2 separate regions of the Mus musculus genome follow, and region 2 is linked to region 1. Evidence: chromatin loops called from intact Hi-C (ENCODE). Cell type or tissue: left cerebral cortex. All regions are shown on one strand. Each heading gives the region's core, and the rest is flanking DNA. Links, peaks and the distances in the headings are about the cores only.

Region 1 (4,209 bases), core at 767-3,266:
GGAAACTGGTCCCAAGATCTTATACCCTATGCCCTCAGCCCTGATTCTACCATTCTCTAAAACATCCTTCTGATGGCCTAACAGTAAGTCAGTCCTCTCTTTCTGGCACCTGTAAGACTGCACAAGGACCTAACCTTTATTTTGGAATCAAAAATGATTGCTTTCAGTTTTGGAGAAGTCAGTCCCTCCCATTTGCTGGAATGAGCTCCAATTTGGAACGACTTGGAACAAGTAGCTTCTCTAGGTGCCTGTAGGAACTTTTCTCTGTTCCTCCACCTACAGGGTAGGGGTGGGGCAGGGATGGGGTGGTTGTGGAGGGTGTTTGGGATAAATTTGTTTGTGCCATAATCTCAAGGTGCTCTGACTGGAAGAAGATAGGAAAACCAGATCCCACATTACAGCTTATTTGCTTGTTTCCCCTTCAGTAATTACATTTCAGCCCCCACCCCATTATTTTAAAAATTAAACAACTAAAGCAGTCTTCCAGGTGTCTTTCCCCACGTCAGCAGCGACAGGGTGAGTGCAGTGCACAGGGGCATATCTATAATTCAGCTCAGGAATATTTTCCTTAATAATTAATCAGGAATCACAAAAGAAGGAAGCCCAATAGGGCCCATGAACAAAGCTGCTGGAGAGTACAGCTACCCAGGTGCCAACTGACCAGCCCAGGACTGATCTGCTCCCGTAGCTGGACCTGTGTACCGTACTGCTTATTCAAACCATAAGGTGTGCTGAGGGAGATGGCCCAAGACCCAAACCTGACCATCACCTTGATTCCCCTCCCACTACACCCTGCCCGGTCTCTGAGCTAACCTTTCTTGTATACCACATCTATGTCCCAGAGACATCCACAAACTAACCACTAATGAAAAAGCACCTAAAGTTTATCTGGGGTGGGGTTGCCTTCCTAGAGACACACTTAGTTGCTTATAGGATAGGAAATGTGGAGTACTTAAACAAACAAACAAACAAACAAACAAACAAACAAACAAGTGGATGGCAGTAAAGTTTGGGGCACTAATATAAAGCCTCTCCAATGGCCCACATGGGCTCTCCAGTTCAGCTTCAATTATCTTTGCAGCAACAGTTTCACAGAGGGGTCAACTCAGCCTTTCAAAAGCTCCAGCCTAGGCCATTTTTAACAGTTTGTCCATAACCCTCCAGCCTCCCTCCTGTTGTGACTTGAGCCTCCTGTACACAGTAGCCTTCGCCGGGGGTCAGACTTCATATTCGACCAGTCTCTAACATATGGTCTAATACATGGGTAAAGTTGATCTTTCTCTGTGCCAACTGGGCCAGCAGCTGAAGCTGCAGACTCTCAGTGTTCCAGGAACGCTGAGACTAAGGTTGGGGTGTACTCACGGGGAGGGGAGGGGGAGGATTTCTGGACCTGCAGTCTGGCCAGAGATGCACCTGAGCCCTACTACCACACCTCTAGGGGTAAACAGATGACCAATGTCTGGGGAGATAAAAGATCAGGGTAAGAAGGGAAGCTGCCCCAAGCTATCCACCCCATTTTCTGGACTGCATCTTTCATCGAAGTCCCTCTCTCCCAGTGTCTCTAGTGGCACCTGTGCTGTGGTCGGTCCTGGACTTCTATTCCAGTTCCTACGGGACACATCTGCCTCCGGGATTTGCTCCTCGCTTGGGGGTGATACCCAAGTGCTCCTGGGATAGTTTCCAGAAGCTAAGCAGTCGTGGGGGCTGGGCCGACGGGTGGGGTCGCAGCGTCGTGACTGTGCCCGCCCAGCCATGCGGGGAGGCACCCCTAGTGACAGCCCCAAAGGCCACACCCTCGGCCCGGCCAGGCCCCGCCCCCGCCCGTGCGCGCTGGCAGCCTGGGGAGGCGTGTGCTGCTCCTGCAGCCAGCTAGAGAGCAAGACTGGGATGGATACTGGAGAAGGAATGCAGGCTTAACAAGTGATCGCTGCTGTCTAGGATTTTGAGTCTTTTTCGGAGAACCTTGACTTCCGTTCCCAGCCCATGTCTGCTGTGCCGAACTCCAGAGGAACCAGAAATCTCCGGGGTCTACCTTGGGGCGTCCCCAATCTCCACCTCTGGGCTCCAGTAACGAGGACTCTGCAATACCCCCTAGCCCCCTGGCCAAGACAACCGAACTTGTTCCGTGGATATTTGGGATCCTCCACCTGCCAAACCTGAGCGATTTTTTTTGTACTGCGCCCCCACCCCCAATGATTCTGCCCCTCCTCCAGCTGTTGCAGCGTGGAAAAGGGGAAACAAATCACCGGGGGGGATTTTTTTCGTCTATTTTTATTTTTCGCACTTGCTGGGAATGGTAAGTATGAGATCTTTCTTATCTTTCCTTCACCTTACTCTTTTGGCTGTTGAGAAACTGTGGACATTTGAGGAATAAATAATATTGAGAATGTGACAGAAGGACATGAATGGAAGGCGGTTAAAAATAAACCAGGAGGTGGGAGAAGGGAGGTGCAGATGCTACGCGGCGCTCCAGGGGCAACCCAGGGGATGGGGCGAGTGCGCCCTGCTTAATGTGCCAGAGCGGGAACCCAGGTCTGGAGGCTAGGGCGCAATTAAAGATGTCGTTCCCCCAACGAGGTGGGGTTTAGATTCAGCATCATTTTCGTTTTGCCTGATCCCAGCCTCACCGTTCCTCTCCTTTGCGAACAGCTGATGAGCCGGTCTGTATTGTTGCCTCTCCCAACATTCAGATGGCATGCATTTTCAGAGTGTTTGAGCAGTCCACAGGGACTGGATAAATGGTGTGCGTTGAGTTGATGTACGTGTTTCTTGGTGTTGGTTTTTCTGATTCTATCACCTTTTTATGTTTTAATTTTGTCCCTCTCTGCCCTTCTCCCAAATTTGGTTCAGGTACCACCCTAACACAGTTGCAGAAATTAGCATCTAGAAAGGAAAGCAGCCTTGTTGTTGTTGGGTAGGAAGGGAAGAGGGAATGCTTGTTGGTATTTGGGAACATAGAAGCAAGAATAGGTGCCCTGCAAATCCTATTAGTTTAATGGTGTTAAGAAGGTCTCTTGCATAAAGTCTGCTTGATTCTCCTAAGAAGAATACCTGGAGAAAGAGAGATTTTAAATCAGCTTGGTTTGTTTGAAAAAATGGTTTGGTGGGTTTACAATTTGTCTTTTCTTTCTGTCTTCCTTCCTTCCTTCCTTCCTTCCTTCCTTCCTTCCTTCCTTCCTTTCTTTCTTTCTTTCTTTCTTTCTTTCTTTCTTTCTTTCTTTCTTTCTTTCACTTTCTTTTCTCTATCTCCCCTTTCCCACCATGCCTCCCTGCTTCACTGCCTACTTACCTCTCTCCCTCCCTTCCCCCTTTCCTTCTTTCTGTCTCTCTAGGATAGTAAGGTAACTAGTAGCCAATTGAAAGGAAAACAGTTTTCTTTTTGAATGTCAAAGAGTTAGAAAAATAGTAATTAACAAGCCTAAATAAATAAAAGAATAAGGAAGCATTTGCTGTAGAACACAATGAAGGCAGTTCCAGAGCTTGTAGAAGTTACAGTGAGCTGGAAGACCCTCAAATTCATGACATTTGGGGGAGTTACTTGAGTAGAAGAAACATCTTCACATTTGTAAATCTATGGGTATGTCAGTTATTCAGGGCTTAAGTGGTGTCTGTACAAACTGTTTGTGGGTGCTGAGAAGTTGAACACATTCTCAGGCTTTTTGGATTCTGTCAATCTTAAAAAGATGTTGGCTGACATTCCACAGTGAACGTAGTCATAAGGTGGTTTTGTACACAAGGCCTTAGAGGTTTCACCACGGTAAACACTTATGAATGTAAGATGATGTGACCAGGACAACAGAAGAGGGGGGTGTTGCTAGGGATAACTTCTGAGGTGTATTTTCTGGAGTCTTTTGGTTTCAACCAAGGGTGTGTGTGTGTGTGTGTGTGTGTGTGTGTGTGTGTGTGTGTGATGCCCTGTGTTTGCCATTTAAGTTATGGGACCAACACTCAAAGTGAAGAGCAGCAGGTGCTCAAGGGTAGAATCCTGTTAATGGCTTCAGAAAGCCATGGCTCTCATGCCGCCGAAGTGTTTCCAGTAATAGAAACTAGAGGATGCCCAGAACTCTACCTGTTATCATCATTGCCAATTCTCTGGCTCATTTTCTGTATTCTTAGAAGTCCTCTTGGCCAGAGTAAATGGAAGAAGCAGGTGGTCAGAGTTAGGGGCAAGTTTCCTAAGTCCTGGCTGAGGAGATAAAGTCAATGGAC
Region 2 (4,209 bases), core at 625-3,124, 230 kb after region 1:
AGAAGGTATGAATGTTTCACGGAGTTAGTGAACATGGGAGGTATTGGAGAAAGAAGAGCAAAGGGGAGATTATGTAATTCACTATTAATTTATGAAGTTCTCAAAAGAAAATGAAAAAATTAAAGAGAACCAACAGTAATGAGGGGAAAAAATCAATGAAACCAAGACAGGAAAACTATAGATTAAAAACAATTAATAAGCGAACCCAGAAGCTGGTTTTATGAAAAGTTTGATAAAATTGTGACATTCCAGCCATGCAACCCAAAAATGATTGCTGATGTCCAAAATGAAAGGGCAGCACACACACTAGACCACTGTATAAGACAGCATGACAACTCAAAGCTGAGGTCCACTTAACATTTTAAAACTCTTTATGTCTATTTGACTAGCTTTTTGAGTATCTAAATGCTCACATACCTTGTATCTTTTCAGCTATAACTACATATGCTATATTCTGTAGTCATAGTTCTACCAGCAAATAGATCAGTTTAGTTGAATGAAATGTTAAAGTTTCAGGCTTTCTTGGTTGGCTTCTTGCTTACCCAGCTGGCACTCCTCACTGGGTGGTACCCCTTTCCCTATGAGAATCCTGCTTGAGTGAAAGGTTTAACACTGTATTGGCTTATGCTTTAACCAACGTTGGTGTCCTTGGTTTCTAGATCATAATTTAAATTTTTATTATTGTTATTTTTTTCTGTTTCATCTGATTCTTTCCATATTGACTTAGTTTATTATTCTTTTTCATGGGTTTACTTATACTTCATGGGTCTGAGGCAACTAACTTTGGAAGGAAAATCTTGATCTTACCAGTACTGGGGGTTATGTATTTTCATATTTTTTCTTGTACTGTTCTCAATAGAGAACTGTATTTATTGGGGCTTTATCATTGGGGCTTTATTGTTCTATTCTTCATAACAGAGTGTAAAATTTAGAAACATTGAACATTGAATATTTATACTTGTTTTGTTTAAGCTGGAAATATTATATATTTCTGATAAACATATAGCAAAAAGGACAAAATCATCATCAGCTGATGAAATTAATTGCTAAAACTGCTGTTCAATTTGAATTACTGATTTTCAGTTTTCACAGAGAACCTTCTGTGACAAGGTCAAATCTAGTCAATATGCTTTGCCTTCGAGTGAGATATTTGTAGCCCAGAGACAAAAGAAGCTTGCTCAGGGTCACCTGGGTAGTTCTTCAGAGAACTTGAATCACAACAGTCTAATTCCAAGAGCTCACATCATTCCCTAACTGGACTAACATTAACTTCAAATAAGGAAAATAAACAATGATCCCTGGTTCATTATGCATTTAAAGGTGGGAGAGAGTGTCAGTCTAACTTGTGAGTCAAATAAAATAAATTACAAGGAGATGCTTCTGAAATGATTTTTAAATTATACTGTTTTTATCAGTGAAAAAATCCTTATTTATATTCTCTGGTCTGAACATTTGATCTAGTAGGAGTCTAGTGCTTGCCATTCAAACTGAGTACTATGTCTCCAATTTGTGAAATGGCATTGGGCAAATAACATGTTTTCACTGCTTGATTCTGCTCTAGGGATCTATATTAACCCCCCTCTTATAAAAGTCTCTGATATAAATATGACTCACTTTGTATCTGTGCCAAATGAGCAACATAAGACCTTAGCATCATTTCTATGTCTTTGAAATATCTCTCTGCGTTTCCCTTGTCAAATATGATGCTTTATTTTAATGATAAATCTTTCTTACCAGTTTTGTACAGTTAAAGTACATAAATTGATTCCCAAACATCTTTTAATGCCTTCAACATTTGCTTTCGAAATTGCTTATAGGTGAGGGCACTCATCAAATAAACCCACATTTTGACATTTACATTAATATCAAGAGACCATTTAATGAGCAGTGTTACTGTGGAGAAGAAAAAAGAAGTCTTGAATGGTAGTAAAATCTCCATTGTTCCCCCATCTATACCTTGTGAACAGGGGAAGGTAGGTTCCTTCATGGTAGGAAACTACTGGATATGGATATGTAAATAGGGGTGGATATTCTGGTTGCTGTGATCTTCTTAGGGCACTGTCTCTCTCTTCTGCCCTAGGATATGAAAAAAGCAAAGTCAAAATAAAACAGGTCCTTGTTTGGGGTGAGAGAAGAGAAAAGCTGGCCGCCTCCCCCATGACTCACCCAGCTGGCTGTGAGGTTCAGGGAGCCTTTTTTAAGACTGGGAGGAGATTGGAGGAGGCAAGGGAAGAGTGCTGGAAAGCTATACAGAAATTAAGTCTTTTACATAGTGCATAGGAAGGTGCCTGTGTGGATTAAATGAAACATTGTTTTGCCAGAAAGCATGCAGCTTTCAGAAAACTGATTTTCACAAAAGATATACACCAAAATTATTGTAGAAATGGTGTAAGGGTTGACTGACAGAACTACTGATGATCCATCATCTAGATTCAGCTTTTCTTGTCCTAGGAAGTATCTAGATTAGGACCTGCAGCTTTATAGACACCCAACAAATAGCAGCTGCTGCTACTGTCATGGATTCTCTCTCTCTCTCTCTCTCTCTCTCTCTCTCTCTGTGTGTGTGTGTGTGTGTGTGTGTGTGTGTGTGTGTGTGTACACCCAATTACACAAGCACATACTGCCTATGGCAAAGTAAATGAGCCTCCTCCTCAGAATCCTAACCCGCATGGAAGCTTTTTTGCCTATTCCTAATTGTTTAGTTATAGATATCATTTAAATCCTTTAAGCTCTGTTCTCTTATCAACAAAGTAAAAATGACACACGCCCATCTGCATATTGCACAGACTGTGTCAAGGACTCTGGAAGACCAAGTGTATGTCTGTGTTAAACAAGTGCAAAGGTCAGCAGTAGCAACAGGCTACTTTTGAAACTTCATCAGACATAGAGCTAAGGAGTGTGCACTCAGATTATAAGATGAACTCTATTTGAACACTGTGAAACCATAAAACTAGGGCAATCAAAGTCTGGGGGTGATGTAGTTTAAAATAGACAGGTAAGTGCCTTGTAAGGTGTGGGATGCAGTTCTGCATTAGTTTCATTATTCAGCCAAACTTCTATTATGAGATAATATTTACTGAACTTTACGATAAGCCACAGACCAAACAATGTCTTCTGAACGTGGAGTTTTGTTTAACCCTTACTACACCATTCTCAGGGATAAATTAAATATTGTTGTCATCATTAAACAGCGAGGAAACCATCTTGTCAGTTATTATTACTCTCATTGTACACGAGGCCAGCTCCAGCTCTCAGAAAGGTTTCCTCTAACTGGGTCACAGAGAGATCCAGCTGCCCACCCACCACTGGCCCCACAGAGATGCAGGAGAAGGCTATTTTTGTCTCCTGCCCATCCCACAGAGCCTGGCACCCAGCTCCCCGAGGGAGGACTGCTCTTTGGAATTCCTGGCACCCACTCCATTCTCCTCCTCCTCATACACTGCTCATCTCTCCTAGTGATAACTGCGTTAGGTTTGTCTGTTAGTTCAGGCACACACAAACATGGCTCAAGCTTAGTCATCTCAAATTAGATATTGAGATCTTGCTATACCTTGGGAAGAGGGGCTGAAAGAGAGTTAATGTAGATGAGGCCTTGCCTGCAGCCTATCTTCTCTGAAAGACTGTTAAAATAATTTTATGTATGTACCAAGATTACATTTTCTGTGCTGTTGGGCTTTGCTGTGTGTCTCTGGGGCATTTTCTTGCCAGTTCAGTAAGCCCTTTGGTGTTAAGGAGCTGGTAACCTAGGAAATAATGTGGGGGAAGAAGGCTTTGGAGGTGCTCAGTTGCCAGTGTGATTGTCAGCCTGGTGGGCCGACTCTGAGGTAGTAGGTGTGTGTGAGGGTGGGTGAGGGTGCTGTGAGCTTGCTTGCCTTTGGTTGCCGGAGTGCTGGCACAGGAGTGTGGGTGTGATTGCAGTGAGTGATGCACGCAGGGTAATTGTCAGGCAGCTCAGATTTTCTCCCTCTGCCTTTTTTTGCTTCTTTTTCTCCCTCTAATTTATAGTAGGCAAAGAAATCCTCCGCTGCATCAACGAGGTGATATTTTTGAAAAGTTTCCAAGGGGATGAATTATATGCTGTTTCAGTTTCTCAGTATTATTGATTCTTTTAGGTTTTGTGACTAATATTTCTTAATGAGAGGTCTTGGGACTCTGAGGAAGCTGGGGAGGCCAGCTTTGGCTGCTTGCTTCTGTAAAGGAGGTATAAAA

Evidence for each region. Peaks named below come from ENCODE experiments on the same cell type or tissue, not always from the same donor. Only the 100,000 strongest peaks of a DNase experiment are listed, where the experiment ranks them.
Region 2: a loop joins it to region 1, with 11 times the contacts of the local background. A loop is called at or near these places in 3 of 42 quality-filtered maps.

The regions. Positions count from the first base shown.
Region 1 is chr2:107,288,776-107,292,984 of GRCm38, forward strand. Kcna4 (potassium voltage-gated channel, shaker-related subfamily, member 4) reads left to right here and starts at 1,814. Exons shown (of 2, transcript NM_021275.4): 1 at 1,814-2,296. In left cerebral cortex, for the core only: a CTCF peak has its summit at 1,768; DNase peaks (open chromatin) are centred at 1,816 and 2,550; H3K4me3 peaks cover 1,839 bases; H3K27ac peaks cover 1,378 bases.
Region 2 is chr2:107,516,129-107,520,337 of GRCm38, forward strand. No RefSeq gene overlaps it. Among named protein-coding and RNA genes, the nearest start is that of Gm39903, 210 kb to the right of the region's middle. In left cerebral cortex, for the core only: no CTCF peak of the experiment used is centred there; DNase peaks (open chromatin) are centred at 2,178, 2,788 and 2,845; H3K27ac peaks cover 1,357 bases.